2 separate regions of the Homo sapiens genome follow, and region 2 is linked to region 1. The links are chromatin loops, found by intact Hi-C in ENCODE. Cell type or tissue: ovary. All regions are shown on one strand. Links, peaks and the distances in the headings refer to the core of each region. The heading gives the core; the rest is flanking DNA. Region 1 overlaps JADE1 (jade family PHD finger 1). Region 2 has its middle 83 kb from the start of LINC03140.

Region 1 (10,505 bases), core at 1,467-9,466:
GTGATTAACTCCTCCTCCACTGATCTTGCTGAGCAAATCCCTAGAAGGTGGTTCCTCATGGTGACTGAAGCCAGTCCCTGAAAAGCAGCACTGCATTGTGTGAAGCCAAGTGATCACCGGGGCATGCCAGGGGCTGCACAGAGCTGTAGAATCCAGCGGCTTCAAGCCAACTGAGAAGTTGAATTCAACTCATTCAACAGATCCTGAATCACATCACCAAGGATGGCAGAGGCTAGAGCTGAGGCTTTCCCCCTAATCATTCCAGTATTTAAGAGGAAACTCACTGCCAACCAGGCTTTCTTCCATTACTATGAGGTCTCTTTTACTGAGAAGAGGAGAAAATCCAGCTCCCTTCACCATTCCACCCTTACAAACACTTCAACCACAGAGACTGACATAAATCTGTATTTTCTCTATAAATAACCTCAATTCTAAGAAATGTATGAAATCAGCTTTGGTGGCAGAACACACACACAAGCACGCACACATACACACCTGGCCACTGTCATGAGAAGACAAAGTGTCTTCCCTTGTAGCACACAGCCAAGTGGGAAGTAAAAGTGGGAACAGATGACTGAGACACTATCTGTGTTTGGCTTAAACTACACTTAACCCAAGCGCTCTAACCCTAAAGAGAAATGAACTGCAGCAGAATATTTATACAGGACTTTGTAAAAACGCCAAATGGCCTTCCTCTGGGTTTTCCCATTCAGGTTGACTCAGCAAACAGATGTTACAGAAACGTAAACCAGAGCCTTCACAGCTGCAGACATTTCAGAGAGGAATTCTTTTAATAAAATCAATCCATTCTGTGAAGATATGAAAAATCATCAGCCTTCTTTGGCCTCTTCTTTAGATTAATGTTCTGGGAAAAAGAGGTCAATGGCAACAAAAAAGTCATTATATCATCTCTCTTCAAAAGGGAAACAAAGATCCCATTCGCCCACCTCTTTTAAACATTAATTATGGACCAGATTGGCATACTCAGGCAAGGGCATAAATTCTACGCTCAGAACACCGGGGAATGTGGTCTGCTGCAGCCTGTTTCCTGCCAGTGCACACGTGCATACACATACTTACACACTCATACACATGCACACTCACACATACACGCATACTCACACACATACACATATACACGCATGCATACACACATACACAAGCATACTCACACGCATACACACATACACATGCATACTCACATGCATACTCATGTGCATACTCACGCACTCACGCGCATACACACATGCATACATATGCACACATGCATACACACGCATACGCACTCACGCATGCATACTCACACACATACACATTCACACACGCATACTCAAATACGCATACATGCATACAGCATACATATGCATAACCAAATACACATGCATACACACATACACATAACCACATGCACACTCACACCCCCACACATGCACACATATGCATGCTCACCCACATACGCATACTCACACACACACCCATACACACACACTCACACATGCATACACACACACACTCAAGTTCATCAGCTCCCTGCCCTTTTCTCTTCCTGCTCCACTCTTTCCTCCTCCTTCCCCAATCCAACTCGGGCCAGAGGCGTTTGTCATGTATTCACATGCCAAAAATATCTCCACTATTTCAAGGTCCCCAGCCAAATCCCACCAGCTGTCTCATGACCCACCCTCCAAATATTTCTGTTATATTTTGGATTCTTGAACACTAGTCAAAGTGATAAAGAAGAAAAGTAGAACCACTTGGCTTGTTAAAAAAATTTAAAAATAGCCAGGCGCGGTGGCTCAAGCCTGTAATCCCAGCATTTTGGGAGGCCGAGGTGGGTGGATCACGAGGTCAGGAGTTCGAGACCAGCCTGGCCAACATGGTGAAACCCCCATCTCTACTAAAAATACAAAAATGAGAATTAGCCGGGCTTGCTGGTGCGCGCCTGTAATCCTAGCTACTTAGGAGGCTGAGGCAGGAGAATCGCCTGAACCCGGGAGGCGGAGGTTGCAGTGAGCCGAGATGATGCCACTGCACTCCAGCTTGGGCGACAGAGTGAGACTCTGTCTCAAAAAAAAAAAAAAAAATTTTAAAACCACCTTCCCAAAAAGTATTTATCAGTCAAAATACAAACCGACTTTGCCAAATGAGGTCATTTCTTTAAAACCCATGGCTGACAGGATGACCATGCTCTCGGAGCTTATGTCTGTGCTGAGCTGCTTTGAGAAAGAAGCCATCCCAAAACAGTGCCTCTGCTCCCAGAATTCAATGAGGAAACCAAGGAAGAAGAGCCTGTGGCCTGTGCTAGTACATCCGAGAAGATCCAAACTTAACCTGAAGGGCCCCCATCAGCCACACAGCACTGCAGGCCTCTCTAATCCTGACTGTCTAGATGTCAATAATGTGAGGCCTAAAAACGAACTTCTCAGTAGGGTCTTAGACCACATGAAAAACAGCATGCCATCTATATTCCCTCCTTAATTCCCCTATCTCATGACATCCTATACTTGTCTGTACCTGGATATGCAAAAGCAGGCAGGCAACATGTTTACACACAGGTGTGCACGCACTCTTTCGCTCACGCTCACACACACACACACGTGCATGCGCGCCTGGTGCCATAAAGAATCAGACATCCAAATGATGCCCCAATGAGATGACAGCATACACAGGAACTCCTCACAGATGCCCCTCTACCCAGGCCGTGTTCAAAGAGTCTCTGTTTTTCCAACTGCAAATGCATTAGCATGTCCCCTTGATTACTAACAGATGTGCGCACACCATGGAAACCTGCAATCTCAGGAGGCCGCCACAGAGGTGGGCCAGGGTCTGCAGCTACACTCAGTGACTGCAGGTGGGAGGGTGGCCAACTCTCAAATGCCGTGTCAAGGAACATCTCACTAAGACTGCTAGGAGGTGTTGGCCTATGGAAAGAAGTTGCGATGCTAGACTTTGGGCAGAAAGGGTAGCGAGAGACAAACTGCAACCGCCTCACAGCTCAGGGGAACTTCTGAACTACCCTGTGACTGTGAAAGCTTGGGTTCTAGTTACACCGGATACAGTTAGCCTATTAAAGGTGTGTGTACTGGGGCTGGAGTCACCCCTTGGGAACCTCGTCCTGCTTCCTGGATTCTAGTCCCCTCTCCAAACCCTTGGACAGTTCACAGAGCCTTCCCTCATCCTGCTCCCCACCACGCAGGAAAGGAAAATGAAGCCATTCTTAGGAAGCTAATTACCTGTATAGAGGCCCCAAACTTCTCATTGCAGAGGCTGCACACTAGCGCCCACCGGCTGCTGGGAATGTGTGACACCTTGGTGATGGGCTCCATCTTCTCTGGGCTGCCAATGCTCACCTAAAGGTCGGAAAACAGCAAGACAGGGTGGCTCAGGTCGTCAAAGGCTGAACATGAATGTCAGAAACTAAAAGATCCATTACTTTCCTACATCTCTCCTACCAGACAGTGGCAAGGGGCACCCACTCAAAGCAAACCCTTACTTTAAAAGCCTCAGAACAGCCCCAGTGACAACTGAGCTCACAGCCCAGTCCCCATCTGACAGACATCCCTGTCTGTCAAAAACACTTAGATAACTGAGTTTTCACTTCTCACCGGAGCGTCTGATGACAAAGAGTCATGTACCAGGACAATGCCGTCTATAATCTCTAGCTCATAACAAATTGGTGAAGACTAAAAATCCATCTTAAATCGATTCAAATAGGTTGTCAACAACAGGGTAAGTAAATATAACCTGTTTTTAATCTCTCGCCAAAAAAAACCATTTTCTTCAGTCTGAAACATGACTACATTCAAGATGGGAAATTACAAAGATAAATAAGGTATCATCTCTGCATTCAGCCTGGATCACCGAATTGTATCCCATCAATACCAAACCACGAGACTCAGTGCTACCAAGACCCGAATCATGAAACCTCAATCCAAATCATCCTCAAATAATATTCCCCAAGAGGAAAATGTACCAAAATCACACCCAAAACATGCTGGAATTTGAATAGCAAATTATATTCTCACACTGAGCTATGCAAATTATATTAGTCAAGGTCTGAGACTAGAAATAAATTAGACCAGACCTGAAATTAAAAAGGTTGAGGCACAATAAGAGTTTAAATAAAAATCACCAAAGTATGCCTAAGAGTGGTGGTTTTTTAACCATGGTGGTGCCTCAACTCAAGTACAGCTTGCCACACACAGGATGTACAGCTGATCCTTGGGGAATGACACACCCAGGCCACAGCTGTTTAAGTGCTACAGGTCTGCTCCTGAGAGTGAGAGTCGCGATGGGAAGGCTCACTGTGATGGCTGGGTGACCACCACTAACTTCCAGTCCCAAGTGACTGCTGCTTCCAGCTAACATTTCCATGAATCTACATTCCATGACAAGATGAGAGTGTGCTTAAGATTCAGTTTTTCCTCAAGGAAAAAGGTAGCAACTAAAAGGTATCTTTTTACTCATAGCTGCAATGCTGCCTATTTATGCATGGTTCTCCACCCACCCACTAAATCCCAGTTAAAAGCCAGGACCTTCTGAGCTAAGGTGCTATTAAAAACCATGCTTGACCAGGCACAGTGGCTCACGCTTGTAATCCCAACACTTTGGAAAGCCAAGGAAAGAGGACTGCTTGATCCCAGGAGTTTGAGACCAGCCAGGTCAACAAAGTGAGATCCCCTCACTACAAAAAATAAAAAATAAGCTGGGCCTGGTAGCACATGCCTATAATCTCAGCTACTCAAAAGGCTGAGGTGGGAGGATCACTTGAGCCCAGCAGGTCAAGGCTGCAGTGAGCCATGATCCAGCTCACTGCACTCCAGCCTGGGCGACAGAGTTAAACTCTGTCTTAAAAAAAAGTAAAAACAACAAAAAAAGAACCACACGTACCTCAGGGATCCACAGAGCACAGCTAACGTGGACCCACTTGGTTCCGCTACGGGTGGGCTTCATAGCTCCACCCTTCTTCGGACACAGCAGACATTTTGGCTGAACCCCCAGGGCACATGTCCGGCACAGCCAGCTGCCCTCTGGTACCTTGAGGATTCCATAACAGGCCTGTGATGCCACGGCACATCCCAGAGGAATAGAGAGAAAGAGAAAATGTTATTTTTCCCATTATATCTATTCATTTTAAACACTTAGAAAGATTTTAACAGAACTACCACCAAAGCAGAGACGCTCCCACAGCTTCCTGGCTACGACCGTCTCCCCTCGGGAAAATGCCCGGCAGCCTCACAGGAGCATTTAGGAGGTGAATATGTATTCATAATAGAGGTGAGCTCTGCTGACACAATACATATTTATTTAGCAGAGGGTGGTCCTGGAAACTACTTGAGGACAGAAAGGTTTAAATGAAATCTGCTTTGCTGTGTTGCCGCAGAAACCCATCCATACCAAGTTTCTAAATATTGAGCAGTAAGTCCTCAGTAAGTCCTCGAAACACTCCACAGGGTTCCGTGAGAGAAGCTATTTCTCTACTTTACTGACAGAGGTGGGGTGGAATACAGAGTGTGGAGAAAAAGCATACAGCAGCTGAGAGAATCTCCCAAAGCTGCTGAATGAGATGGCAATGGAACAGGAGAGAAGCATGCACACTCCCTAGGCTAAGCAAACTCCATACCAACTAGATCCCAGCACTCTCCCAGTGAACAAAACAGGGCAGAAAAAGGAGACCTTCTACACAGGAAGAATGTCGTCTCCTTAGCTGGTATTTAAAACAAATTCAGCCTTTCAGAAATGGAGACAAAAAAAACAATTTAAATTAAAAAATAAAACAAAGCCTGTTTTGTACAAGATGGCAAAATTAAACAAGATGGCATAAACTGCAGAAATCAAGGCTATTACAACTAAAGTAATTAAGACAGTTCAAAGACAGAAAAGGTTAATGTTAAATAACTGAATAAATAAAAACCACGATGGTACCAGGAGCATATTCAGAGAGCCCTTTAAAAACCCAACTGTTCAGCACTTTATTCATAAATGACCTGGAAGTCAGGAAGTCGAGAGTCACAGTAGCATAGCTCTAATTCTTCAGACAGAAAAAACACAGCCACTATGCAATCTGAATACCCACGACGATGCAAAGAGGAAACCACAAGGATGAGAGTTGAGCAAAGAAAAGTCACACTTCAGATGGAAGCCTCAGAGTGCTGTTTGGGGGCCATAAATAAGCTACCGTCAACGCAGACTTACTAGAAAAAAATTTTTAATGGAGTTAAGTGACACTATAAAGGTTTCAAAACACTAAAGGTCTGTATCAGACATTCTACAGCCACATGTGAAGGAAGAAATTTTTTTCCTGGAAAAGCAGGTCTAAATTAATTTAGGAGATTACATAAAGTATGCCTTAAAGATAAGCCATGAAGGATTTCTCAAAGGAAAAATGAAGTAAATGTTGAGGAAAAGAGAAAAGGTGATATGGCAGAAAGAAGAGAAGGTGAGAAGGGGGCATCCAAAAGCCTTAAGTTACAACTCTGCCACACGTCCACCGTGAGAGCTTGCACAAGCCTGCCCTGACATCAGTTAACTCACTGATAACACAGGGGTTGACCAGTTTTCAAGCAGAAAGCTTTTACTCAAAAAAATTTTTCATGGGGAAAAAAATAGCAAGTAAAGACAAGAAAAAGACTGAGAAGTCAGCCAAGTAAATACATGAAGCACCAGCAACCAAAAAAGCAACACTGGTCATCAGGATGCTCATGTCACAGAACAAAGCCACCACAGGAATTCTCACTACCGTAAGGAGACTTCCCAGACAGTGTGAGATCCAGAGCAACAGACGGCGATGACTGAAGCAGGAGTCGCAGGTCTCCCTATCAAGGAGCCAGGACTGGGCCACAGCTGGGGAGGTCTTCAGACAGAGGGAAAGCCTAGGAGGTCACAAATTATGAAGCAAAGGGTAATCAAGAACTTCATGGAGCAAACGTGCTTCTTCTTCCCAAGAAGTCACCAAGCACCTATTCCATACAAGTCTTTCTTTTAAGTTTGCTTTAAATCTCAGCATCAACAGGTGAATTTAAAGAAAGTACTTCAGGATAGCCTTTTAAATCCTAAGAATATACGTGGGCACATGTCCCCACCCAAATCCAAATTTCTTCATTACTGCATTAAAAACTAAATAAAAAAGAGGCACTGAGATTGTCATAAACTTTTTAAGTTACCTAGCGCCCATCCTCCTGAAATCTAAGGGTTTCCCTTTCTGTGGATGGTAGCAAGCAATCACCAAAACCTACTGTCCTGTTTTTTAAGACAGGAAATCGTCTTCAGGAAAAGGGGCTGCTTTCCTCTAACAGCTCAGCTTATACCCTAACACATGCTCACAAATATGACGGCAAATTGTGTCCTCTAAAAGACATGTTGAAGTCCTAACTCCAAATATCTCAAAATGTGACCTTCTTTAGATTTAGAAGTAGTCATTGCAGATGTAATTATTTAAGATGAGCTCACTCTGAAGTAGGGTGGGTCTCTAGTCCCATACGACTGGTACCCTTCTAAGAAGACCGCCATGTGGACCGGGCACGGTGCCTCACACCTGTAATCCCAGCACTTTGGAAGGCCAAGGTGGGCGGATCATGAGGTCAGGAGTTCGAGACCAGCCTGGCCAACATAGTGAAACCCCATCTCTAGCCAGGTGTGGTGGCACACTCCTGCAGTCCCAGCTACTCGGGAGGCGGAGGAGGAAGAATCACTTGAACCCAGGAGGCGGAGGTTGCAGTGAGCCAAGACCACGCCATTGCACTCCAGCCATCTCAAAAAAAAAAAAAAAGAAGACCACCATGTGAAGACAGAGACACAGGGAGAACACACATGATGATGAAGGCAGCCGCGAGCCAAGGAATGCCCAAGATTGCCCAAATCACCATAAGCTACGAAGAGGCAAGGAAGGGCTCTCCTGCATGTTTCAGAGGAAGCACAGCACTGCCACCACCTCAATTCTGGACTTTTAGTTTCCAGAACCACAAGACAATACATTTTTGTTGTTTTAAGCACACACAGTCTGTAGTAATTTGTCTGTTCCACAGGGCAGCTGTAAGAAACTAATACAGCACACTAACCACCTTTTCAAAGGTTTGTTTTCTCAGTGTTCTTAATACCTAAATTTAAGTGTTACAGTAGGACAGAGGGGGCTCATACATTCTTTTTAAGTAAACTTGACTTTTATGGATAAGAATAAAACACTGTGAAGAAAGACGATTTCCACAGAGGGTGCTATCCTTCTGGCTGCAAAAGCAGAGGATATATTTCAATCACTGTAAGAACCTACTAGGGAAAAATAAAGTCTATAGGGCACATTTCTTTAAATCGTAGAAACACAGACCCCATTCGGAGGAAGAATCCTGGACTCCAGGCATACACTCCCACAGCAGACAGGCTCATGCCCCAGGTTTCTTCTTTCTGGCCTCCCTGCCCCACATACCTGGTGCACACAGATGTTGCATTTGTCACAGAACACCATCTCATTGCCGTCCTCACCATCAGGAGACTGGCAGACATCACAGACAACATCTTCATCATATTCGATCCCCAGGCCTTCCTCAGTCTCTATGGCATGATTCATATTGTCGTAGCATCGCTGCTCAAATTCCTCTAGGACCCTCTCCATGGTGTATTCATCTAGTTCAGGCATTCCTGAAGTTAAAAATGCCACAAAACCCATTTTAATAAATCCATATTAATAAATATTACAAAATAGTACTGGTTTATTTATACTTAAAAATAATGTATAATGAATAAATAATTGTACAATAAATAAATCCAATCACTGGCCAGGCGTGGTGGCTCACATCTGAGCCCAAGAGCTCAAGGTCAGCCTGGGCAATATAGTGGAACCCCATCTCTACAAAAAATATGAAAATTAGCCAGACGTGGTGGCACACACCTGTAGTCCCAACTACTCAAGAGCCTGCGGTGGGAGAACTGCTTGAGCCCAGGAGGTTGGGGCTATAGTGAGCCATGACTGTGCCACTGTGATCCAGGCTGAGTGACATAAGACCGTGTCTCAATCTATCAATCAATCAACCCATCGATGCATCCATCTCTGAGGGCCCCAAAATTTTTTATTAAATGCTTATCAGATCCTTCTAAGAAACAATCTTCAAAGGGGAGAGTCTTCCAGGAAACTGTTATTTTCCTATGGTCAGGTAGTGAAGATGCAGTGTAGTAAATGGAAAAGCAAAAGGTAAATTTTAAAAGGATTCAAGGATATTAAATACATACATTGTTGAATAAGTCATTTCATTATACTCATTACACATAACAACTAACACGTAAGTGACTTCAAAACCATGACTTCATATAATGGTATGGATGTTTTTAAAAATTTGCCTTTCTTGGTAGGTAAAACAGTTCTCTCAAAACAGATTTCACTTTGGGCACTCAAATATTTTTAAATGGTTTATCCCTCCTCATCCTCTTACTTCTACAAGGTTGAAAAACATAGTTAACCAAATGCAAAAAAGACTGAAACACCAGGCGCGATGGCTCATGCCTATAATCCCAGTACTTTGCAGGTAGATCATTTGAGGTCAGGAGTTCACGACCAACCTGGCCAATACGGCGAAATCCTGTCTCTACTAAAAATACAAAAATTAGCCAGGCATGGTGGCAGGTGCCAATAATCCCAGCTACTTGGGAGGCTGGGGCAGGAGAATCGCTTGAACTCAGGAGGTAGAGGTTGCAGTCAGCCGAGATTGCACCCCTGCACTCCAGCATGGGCCACAGAGCGAGACTTCATCTCAAAAAAGAAAGAAAAAAAGACCAATAACAGCTAAGACAAACATATTTAAGCATGCGTTCCGTTTATGTTATAAAATTACAAAATTAATCTTGCCAATGTATTCAACAGTATCTTCAAATATGGATTAGCCCAGTTCTTATTATTTAAACCATTCATAAATGCGAAGAGTCTTTGGGCTGAGTCCTCTGACTTAACACAGGACACCTAGATTCCAGTCAAGTGTATTACACTGGTCTTTATAATGTGCTTACAACACAGCAGAAACTGTATCATCTGTGAAGCTAAAATTTAGTATTCAATTCCAAAAGATCTCTGAGAACTCCTGAACTCATGCCATAAAACCACCTTGTGGCCTGCTAATGTTTTGGCCATTAATACCTAAAGCAGGACCAAGAAGAAGGAAGTCTATTTTGTCTATAAAAACACTTGAGTAACTGAGCGAGTAGAAGACAACACCATGCTCAGCTCAGTCTACATTATCACTCCCATTCAACAGGTGGTGAGCCTAATGGCAGGACAAGCATCTACTGCAAGCCACACCCTATGCTACGTTCCCTGGAAAGACGCAAAAGGTCTTGGCCCTTCAAGGCTGTGAAATCCACCATGACAAAAATCTTGTGATTTTTTTTTTTTTTTGAGATGGAGTCTGGCTCTGTTGCCCAGGTGGGAATGCAGTGGCACAATCCCGGCTCAAGGAAACCTCCACCCCCTCAAGTGACTTGAGAAGAATCACCTCAAGTGATTCTTCTGCCTCAGCCTCCTGAGTGGC
Region 2 (10,505 bases), core at 1,372-9,371, 200 kb after region 1:
CCAGTAGCTGCAATTACAGGTGCGCACCACCATGCCTAGCTAATTTTTGTATTTTGGAGATGGGGTTTCTCCATGTTGGTCAGACTGGTCTCAAACTCCTGGCCTCAGGTGATCCGCCCGCCTCGGCCTCCTAAAGTGCTGGGATTACAGGCATGAGCCACCGTACCCAGCCTGGTCTTCTTGTTCTTGTTCTTTTTGTTCTTGTTTTGGCTCTCTCTTCCTCCTTTTCCTGCCCCACTCCTCTTCTTCCCCCTTCTCTTCCCCCTTCTCCCCTCCTTCTCCCTTCTCCCCTCCTTCTCCCTTCTCCCCCTTCCCCTTTTCCTTCTCCCTGTTCTATTTTTCTTCTTCTTAACCTGACTTGCCTTTTTGTCCAGAGCTGGCCAGGAAAGCAATGAGGCTTGGAAAAAGATCCACAACATGTTGGCTCACTAAATACTTACTTTACCGCTATGAATTTCTCTGGTGTATGGCAGGAAGTCACGTGGTAGTATATTTTTAACTTGATGTCAACTTGTATTATTTTGTAAATACATAAGTGAATATCAGCCCTGAAATTTAGTGGCCTATCCTTCTCACAGGAAGTACAAAGTACATTTCATTCAAGTGAATGAAACAAACATCTGCTTTCAGGGCTGGCCCCAACTTACTTTTCTAGTTTCTTCAACCATATGCCCCTTGACTTCCCCAACACACACACGCGCACACACACCCCACCACTACACAGCACACACACACTGCTGTTGGCACATCATATTTTTCCCTTTCCTCTGAGCTTAGGACAGTTTTTGAGCTCCAATTAGGGGAATGAATGAATGAAATGAGCTGTGCAATCACGCCCTGCTTTTCTGGTCATCTTTTCCCTGCCTTTTGGACTATCTCCCTTCCCACTACCCCATTTTTATGGAGGAAGTTTCTATTCATCTTTCAAGGCCCAGTTTGCTGCTGTCTCTTCTTCAATCCTCACTCAGGATTACTCTCTTCTCCTCCTTCTACTTACAGGGTTTTCCTTCTTCAATATCACTCCTGCTCTGCCTTTGTTTGCCTTTTTTTGTTTGCTTTTCCTCTTCTCTCCTTACAGTAAAAGTTTCTTCATGGTAGAAAATGTCTTTTTCATTTCTGTATCTCCCAGTCGAGCACAATGGCTGCCATAAGATAAGCGCTGAGATGTTTAATGTCTACTGGTAATTGAGCTCAGAGAGGATGACTTTCAAATTCCAGGCATACAGTACAGTGGAAAGTGTCTAATACCCAAGAAACAGGATGCACAGTGGGAGTTTACATATGGGCACTCCAATGTAGATACCCTGTAGTCACTCGAATCTATGGGTCTGGAGCTGAGGCGAGATCAAGACTAGATATATAGAGTCAGGAGTTACCAGTGTAGCAGTGAGAATTAAAACCAGGGGAGTGGGTACAGAGTGAGAATTGAGGAGGGCTGAAGAAAGTCAACGTTTAAGGGTGGACAATGGATGGGACCCAGCAGTGGACTCTGAGAAGGAGTGGTTTGAGAGGTGAACAAAAAGAGAGTAAAGTCATACAAGCTAGGGGAGGAGTCAAGTTCAAGAAGGATGGTGGTGACTAGGGTTAACTGCTACAGTACTAGGGCAGCTGCTAGATAGAGGTGCAAGGTCAATATAGGCTTTTCAAAGGAGGGAAGTGTTGCTTTTCTTTCAAAGGTTCTTATTTTCAAGGTTGAATCAAATATTTGATAATTAAAACCTTAGGGGTCTAGGAGCTATAGGAACCAAACTCTCAGACAATTATAAACCTCATCAAATCTCACCAGGAAAACTATATTCTAATCTGGATTTCCCTGCTTCTCCCTATAAAAGGCATTACAGGAATATGACAGAAATTTTGTTCACAGCCTGTGACTACCTTAGAGTAATTGAGGATCTTTAAACCATATGTCCTCCGTAGCTGGTGAAGCCTTGTCTTCTTGTGGGGTCACTGGGAAAGGGTTCCTAAAGAAAGCCTTTGAGAGTGTGAAGAATATCATTAATCACCACTGAGCCTCCAAGAGTAAGAGAAAAGTAGCACTTAAAGGCAAAAGATGCCTCGAGATAGGCATTTTAATTTTTTGCCATGATAACAATCGTTATCACAATTTAATTTATATTTATTTGCATTTGCATTATTTAAATTGAAAGAAAATATGACCTTCTTTCTGAAATAGATTAAATTAGTATCAGTACAGAAATGACTACGTAATATTTTTCTTTTCTTATTTTATTTTTGGAGTAGAGAAGCAACCCATCTATCCATTCTTTCATCTGGTTTTTCATACACCTATCCATCTATCCATATATCTATCTGTCTGTCTGTCTCCCCAAATCATTTTAAGTCCCCCTTATGAGCTTTATGTATTCTGTAAGACCCTAAACCTGTAAAAACGAGCAGGACCAGATCAACATAGTCACCATTCATTATATATGAATTTGATCTAAAACATCATTCAAATTAAGTCAGGGATAAGGAGATCATTTAAAGATAAAACCTAAAGATATGCCTTAGGAGGCATCTCTGTACTTCTTCAGTGTACTAATGCTCGCTGGCATTATTGCTATCACTGATAAATGTCAAAGGGGAGAGTGATATTTTTGGAGTTGATTTTTTTACCCTATTACAAAAATAGATTATAAACACACATATGTCACAGAAAGAACTTAAGCTAATATTTCTATATAGGGACAAGCATTAGCATATTTTTAAAGTTCACAGTTACATTTCTGTTGTCAGTTATAATCGTCTCTTGGTTTGAACTCATTATTTTAAGATAGCTATCAAAAATCTATTGGTATAATGTAATCTGCTTAAATTTCACAAGTGTGTGAAAATTTTACAGTCAAAGAGTTCCTAAAGGAAGCTGTGTAATTCAATATTTTCATATAACCATCTTCATAAAGGCACAGAGCTGACTTAAACCAACAAAGGATAGTCCCTAATAACAACAACATAAAGCTATAATTGAACTCAAATTCATGAATATTTTATTTTTAGATAGTTATTTTCCACTCGGACATTAGTCTAAATCAGTATTTAGTTACAATTTACACTAAGCATATGCTTTGGAGGAAGACCATAGATAAAAAGCAAAGTATAAATGAGTCAAAGTTACCCATATCATCATGACACTCTACCACAGGTCCCTTTGCTCCTCTTAGAAGGCAGCTTAGTACCTCCAAGGTTGGAGAAGGCACTAGGTTTATCTGGATTTCTGCTCAGAGAAGTGAATGATACAATGTTTTACATGAGAATCTTGGAGAAAGCTAAGATTTCTCCAACCTTAGAGGGGATTCCCTTTCTAGAAGCCCCTTGCTTGCTGTGTTGGCAGTTGGAATGCCATATTATACAATATACTCGCTTTATTTAGTCAAGGAGACTGTTGAGGCAGTGTCAAACAGCAGGTACAAGAGCTGCAGGAGCTCTTATTATTCATCACAGTTTGGCAGCCTGATGGGTAAAGACAAGTATTGGTGGGATACTCAGGTCACAAACTTCTTTTTCCCACTGCACTTGCAGGGTATGCATTAGTCAGCTCTGCTACTGTAACAAGCAACCCCAAAATCTCAGTTACAACTACAAATACTTATCCTGGATCTGGAATAAAGAAGACAGGTGCATCAAAACTGGCTTTATGTCTTCTTCATTCCAGATCCAGGCTGAAAGAGCAGTCCATTTTGGGGTATGCCATTCCTATGACAGAGAGAAAACAGCAAGAGAGCTGGTGGAATACAATCACTCTTAAAGATTTGGCACAGATGAGGCATAGTCAAGGTCACCCACAAGGCCTAGTCACTCACGTGCCCAAGCCTGACATCAAAGGTGCAGAAATTGTAGACTCTCCCATAGGAGGTACTCCAAGAGAAGGAGAATAGGGTCTGGAGGCAGGGAACCTAAGGCTGATTTACCCTGACTTCCTAGAACTAAATCAAAAGGAAAAGCCTGACTTTCCACACCCAAGTAACAAAAGGATGAGAGGCTACTGCCTTTGCAACCCCCTTCCCCGCTTTTCCACATGGTAGATGAAAAATTGAAAGTACCTCTGATTGGTCCCCCCTCACAACCAATCAGACTGATCTTGGGCCAAGTCTTCGTTTGCATAGGAGTATAACTCTATAACTTCATTTCAGCCTCTGATTGGTCACTTTCCACAACCAATCAGACGTTTGCATAGGTTGCAACTTTGTAACTTAACTTCAGCCTCTGATTGATTGTTTTCCTTAACCAATTGGGCTGATCGTGGGCCACTACTTCATTTACACAGGATGTACACCAAATAACCAATGAAAAACCTCTAGAGGGTATTTAAATCCCAGAAAATTCTGTAACCAGAGCTCTTGAGCTGCTTGCTCGAGCCTGCTCCCACTCTGTGGAGTGTACTTTCATTTCAATAAATCTGTGCTTCTCTTTTGTTGCTTTGTTTGTGCATTTTTGTCCAATTCTTTGTTCAAAATGCCAAGAACCTGGATACCCTTCACCAGTCACACAAGTCTGTGTAATCTGTCAGAATGGGGAGTGAGTTGCTGGAAACAAAAACACAATCTATGTTCCTTGCTGCAGCCCCTACCCAGTTCTCCAGCCTATTCCTTCAAGCCCCTCCTCTTCAATGCCAGCTCAAGGAGGGTAGTTTGGAGAGCTCCATGGTGAAGGACTGTGCCCAAGAAGTGGGGCTGCAGCAGCTGTTGTTGCCATTCATCCCTGCTTTGTTCTCAGCGGCCTCTAAGTGCAGAAGGCGGAATAAATTGGCAAGAACTGAAGATGAGTTGGAAGGCAAACAAGAGAACTGAGAGCTTTCTCATTAACTAAAGGGGTCATTGAGATAATGCTTGAGGCAAGAGGCAGAGTGACCTTTAGGTACTTGGCTGGAGGGCTGTCCTGAGAGAATGGAATGAAGCTCACCCCTTAAAGCCATCATCCCCTTCAATTAATATTTACTGAGCACTACTAAGACACTGACCCTGTACTCAGAACTGTAAGCTTTCCTGGGTTGGAAAAGGCTCTGACTAATTTGCACATTAAAAAGCACACAGACAGAGGAACCCACCTTTTTTTCCCTTTCCCAGTCACCCTGGGAGAGACCGTCTTCTCTTCTTCATTCATGTGTGGAATCCCAATTAAGCGTAGTAAACAAAGGAAACTTCTTACATTGTGATTTTCCTCCCTCTTCCCTTGTTTTATTTGCAGTCTGGATTTATTGCTCAAGAATTACCTCCTTTAAGCATCATCCCCTATTAGCCAGAGAGATAAAAGCCATAAAGGGAAGGGAACTCCTTCAGTTCTCTTTGCCAGTTGTGAGACAGAGCAGCTGCGTTTACAAGGGGAGTTGACATCTGTTGACTGAGCCGAGCCTGTCCTGCCCCAGCACTGTGCTCATGCTTGGAATGCAAACTGCAGCTATCAGAGACAGCGCCGGGGTTTAATAACTGCTTGAGCCCAGAGCAAATCTACTTGGGCACTAGAAAAGAAATTGTATAGTTTTAAAGCAGATGTATGCTCTTAACGTGGTTGGCTTGTAAAGCAATAAAACTTGGGGTTTTTCCCCCCTTAGCCTATCACAACTCTTAGAATAAACAGTGTACTTAAGACAGGGCGATTCTATCACAATTCCATGTAATATTTAGTCCATATAACAAGATAAAATTTGAATTAGCATCACATATAGAAGGCATTTCATTTTCTCACATACAGTACAATATTAAGCGCAAACAACATATGTCTCCATGGTTATAAACAACAGCGTCATGTTTGCAAAACAGATCCTATATGTAGAACGTCTGTAAATGGGAGAAAATATGGGGCTTTTGTTGGTTAAAATGATGTTAAATATTTCAAGTCGCATGATCTTTATAAGAAACATTTTCAGGGGCCAGGCGCGGTGGCTCACGCCTGTAATCCCAGCACTTTGGGAGGCCGAGGCGGGTGGATCACGAGATCAGGAGATTGAGACCAGCCTGACCAACCCTGATGGGGTTTAGTAGTGAAACCCCATCTCTACTAAAAATACAAAAAACTAGCTGGGTATGGTGGTGCATGCCTGTAATTCCAGCTACTCGGGAAGCTGAGGCAGGAGAATCACTTGAACCCGGGAGGCAAGGGTTGCGGTAAGCCGAGGTCGCTCCACTGCATTCCAGCCTGGGCAACAAGAGCTCTTTCTCTGTGACCTTGAAAAAATCAACTGGTCTGAGCCTCCATTTCTTCACCTGCCAGAATAAGGATGTTGGGCTAGATCAAGGTTTCTTTAGGTGTATTGTGAGGAACATTATTTCTGAGGAAATTAATGGGAGTAATTTTTTAAAAATTATTTTTGGCTGGGCACGGTGGCTCATGCCTCTAATCCAAGCACTTTGGGAGGCCAAAGTGGGTGGATCTCCTGAGGTCAGGAGCTCGAGACCAACCTGGCCAACATGGCAAAACCCCACCCCGTCTCAACTAAAAATACAAAAATTAGCCAGGCGTGGTAGTGGGTGCCTGTAGTCCCAGCTACTCGGGAGACTGAGGCAGGAGAATCTCATGAACCCGGGAGGCGGAGGTTGCAGTGAGCTGAGATCGCGCCACTGCACTCCAGACTCCAAACGGAGTCTTGCTCTGTTATATTTGGAGGGTACAATGCAGATTTCTTACATGCGCACATAGCATACTGTCGGAGTCTGAGCTTTTAGTGTAACTGTCACCCAAATAGTGAATGTAGTACCCAATAGGTACATTTTCAACCCTCACCCCCCTCCTGCCCTCCCACCTTTTGGAGTTTCCAGTGTCGATTATTCCACTCTGTAGGTATGTATGTATGGACATGTGTATTCAAGGAGTAATATTTTTAAAAAGGCATTCCATGGTCAAATAAGTTTAGGAATTGTGACATTAAACAAAATTAAACATATTTCTTTATTCAGAAATTTAGTGTGCTAATAATATTCACCACGATGCTCCAAGAGGGAGGCAGAGTATGCATTTCCCTTATTTATTTTACCAAAAGCTTTTTCTTGTAAAACGGTTCTCAGAACTAGTCCACACACTGGACTTTAAAGACCCTTTAACTTATGACATTCTATGATTCTATTGCCTTTTTATTCTGCTTATCTTTCCAATTTTTCTCACCTATTTCAGGAAAAGACCTACTTGGGCTTTTGAATTCATTCAGAAGGTGAAGTTTAGTTTGTTCCTCATTTCTTTCATCCTTTATTCTTTTTTCTCCTACAAATTTTTTATTTTGAAAAACTTTAAGCCCTCAGAAAAGTTGGAAGAATAGTACAATACGTATATATTCTTCACTTAAATTCAACAATTGTTAACATATTGCCTCAGTTGCTTTCTGTCTCACTCTCTCTACCCATGTGCCTAGACACACATATACATTATATATATATTCTATGTATAATTTTATTGCTGAACTATTTGAAAATAAATTTCAGACATCATGACACTTCATCATTAAATACTTAAAAATGTATCTTCTAAGAACAAGGAAAATTTCCTGGGTAACCTCAAAACCACTACTGCATCTGAGAAATTGAACATTGATTAATATCATCTAATGTATACTCTGTGTTTAAATTTCCCCAATTGACTCTAAAATATCTTTATTTTAGAGTCCATTTAGGGTCCATTAGCTACTCAGCCTCCCGAGTAGCTGGGACTACAGGCGCCCACCACCATGCCAGGCTAATTTTTTGTATTTTTAGTAGAGATGGGGTTTCACCGTGTTAGCCAGGATGGTCTGGATCTCCTGATGTCGTGATCCGCCTGCCTCAGCCTCCCAAAGTGCTGGGATTACAGGCGTAAGCCACCGCGCCTGGCCTCATGACATTTATTTATTTTTATTTTTGAAAAGCCCAGGTCATTTATTTTGTAGAAAGCCTAAGATTTTTAATTTTATGACTGTATGGTTTTTTCCTCATAATTATATTTAGTTCACATATTTTTGGCAGAATATTAATATGTGATATTTTTGTGTACTTCACATCGCACCATAACAGGGGCATGTCATGTCACTTTGTCTCATTATTGGTGGTATTTTGGGTAACAGCTAGGTTAAAATGTTATTTCCTGTAATTCTCTATTGTAAACGTGGGGCCAGGCGTGGTGGTAGACGCCTATAATCCTAGCACTATGGGAGGCCAAGGCAGCAGATCGCTTGGGCCCAGGAGTTTGAGACCAGCCTAGGCAACATGGCCAATCCCACCTCTACAGAAAATGCCAAAACTGAGGTGGGAGGATCACCTGAGCCTGGGGAAGTCGAGGCTGCTGTAAGCCGTGATCACACCACTGCACTCCAGCCTGGGCAACAGAGTGAGACCCCCATCTCAAAAATAAAATAAAATAAAATAAAATAAAATAAAATAAAATAAAATAAAATAAAATAAAGGTATCTTTTCCCCTTGGCAATTAACAAGTGATCTGACAGTTGATGTTTTAAGAATTATGAATAACTTGGTTCCCATCAATTTTTCACCTAATGGCTTTCCCATTTACTGATGATCCTTCCCTGAACAAAATATTACACTGGGAATTGCAAGATAGTGGTTCTTCTAATTCTATCATCCCTGCTTCTTTATTAGCTGTTACTCTTCTGTAAAGTAGAGCTTTTCTTTTGCTCTCCCCTCACATTGAGTATCATAACATATCATAGATTTTTTTTATTAAATGTTTTATCATCTGTTTTGTAATTCATTATTTTAAAATGATTATTCAGGGGCTAGTCTGTGCCAGGTATTGAAGTGAGATTAACCTAATGTTAGTCTCAGTTTCCCTTACCTTTCCTTGCAAATACTTAGGAAACCAGTATCAGTGGGAACATGAACAACTCATCCAAATTCTTGAACTGGTAACTACTTAGCTTCAAAGTTTGTTAGGTGGTAGAAGAAATTGAAGATGAAGATGGGAGTTGAGAAAGGCCCCCAAATTGTAATTATTACTCCCTTTTTATAAACCTTGGTCAGGCTACTGTGGTTACAGCAATCATCAGATGGCCATCTTAATCATCACACAGGAAAGAAAAAAAATCAACTACCATCTCTGTGGAACTATGCTGGGTCTGACTCAGAGGGCAGGGAATCTCAACACCAAAAACTCAGCCTCCCAAGATCCATGGAAAGAGAATCTATGTTTCTATGTTAAGCACAAAATGAGTCTTTTAATGATCACCCAAGGCACTAGGAAGACCTGGGGGAATACGTTTTTATCTTTAACATGTAGTAGATTCTTATGTAAATACCAAAGGACCAAAGTCCCTGGACAAGTCAGGGAGCCTGGGAGCACTTCCCTGGTCTGACACAGGACACAGGTCCCACACCAGCAGTATCCTTACCTCTCCAGGAGAATCTGAATGACAGAGCTGGGAGCCTACTTTCAGTGGAAAGATAAGGGACACTAGTTTCTGGAAAGAACAGACCAACCCATCCTGGTCATATTTTCCAGTGGCAAGTGTATTCTGAGTGTTATGTGGCAGGGGTGGGGGAGGATTTTGCAGTGTAACAAGCCTGGGTACCATGGGACCCTGCTGACTGGCAGAGGTTGGCAAACACATCTAAAGGACGTACATTCTTTTGGACTTGATTTTGTTCCTTTTAGGGAAGTCTCTGCTCCCTTGTGGAGCCTTCCAGCCTCAGAAAAAAGGTACAGTCTGTGTTCCCAAAGTGAAGCAGCAGGCATAACAGACAGAAACTGGCATCTTGCCAGGGGGATCAGTAGTCAGGGGGTGGTGGTGGTACCTGGAGCCTTTGTCACCTCAGTGAGTATACAACTTCAGTGGCTCTGTGAAGTCATGGGGGAAGATCCACCCAGCTGTCAGAGAAACTCCAAAGGGATAAGGGCTCAATGGAAAAAGTCCAGGGTTTTGAGATGAAAAAACTCAGGTTCAAATGCCATTCCCTAAAATTTATGAAACATAAGACAACTTACTTAATACCAGTTCCTTCATCTGTAAAATAGAGATAAAAAATCCCTCACAGATGTGCTGTGAGAATCAAGGTAAAGTAAAGCATGTGCCTACTTTATCGTTAGGATTCCTTTTTTTTTTTTTTTTTTTTTTTTTTGAGATGGAGTCTCACTCTGTTGCTCAGGCTGGAGTGCAGTGGCACGATCTCGGTTCACCAAAACCTCCACCTCCCAGGTTCAAGCGATTCTGCTGCCTCAGCCTCTGAGTAGCTGGGACTACAGGCGCACACCACCATGCCTGGCTAATTTTTTGTATTTTTAGTAGAAACGGGGTTTCTACTAAATCCCGTTTAGTTGGCCAGGCTGGTCTCAAACTCCTGACCTCAAGAGAACCACCCACCTTGGCCTCCCAAAGTGCTGGGATTACAGGCATGAGCCACCCCGCCCAGCCCATTAAGATTCCTTTCATTCCAGGTAACAGAAACCCACCTGAGCCAGTTTAAGAAAAAAAAAGCAAGAGAGATTGAGAGAGAGAATTAATTGTAAGGTTATAGTGATGTCTCATCATTCTTAACATTAGTAATTCAGCTAAGCCTTATAATGAGGCTGGAATCAAAAAATAAAAGGTC

Evidence for each region. A loop is a pair of places that touch in the nucleus more often than their neighbours do. Peaks named below come from ENCODE experiments on the same cell type or tissue, not always from the same donor. Only the 100,000 strongest peaks of a DNase experiment are listed, where the experiment ranks them.
Region 2: a loop joins it to region 1, with 2.3 times the contacts of the local background. A loop is called at or near these places in 3 of 110 quality-filtered maps.

Annotation. Positions count from the first base shown.
Region 1 is chr4:128,850,180-128,860,684 of GRCh38, reverse strand. It overlaps JADE1 (jade family PHD finger 1), which reads right to left. Exons shown (of 11, transcript NM_199320.4): 6 at 8,417-8,628; 7 at 4,888-5,055; 8 at 3,231-3,347. Among named protein-coding and RNA genes, the nearest start is that of JADE1, 46 kb to the right of the region's middle. In ovary, for the core only: no CTCF peak of the experiment used is centred there; no DNase peak of the experiment used is centred there.
Region 2 is chr4:128,648,519-128,659,023 of GRCh38, reverse strand. No RefSeq gene overlaps it. Among named protein-coding and RNA genes, the nearest start is that of LINC03140, 83 kb to the right of the region's middle. RefSeq lists enhancers at 5,963-6,462, 10,413-10,505. In ovary, for the core only: no CTCF peak of the experiment used is centred there; a DNase peak (open chromatin) is centred at 5,333; H3K4me3 peaks cover 265 bases; H3K27ac peaks cover 470 bases.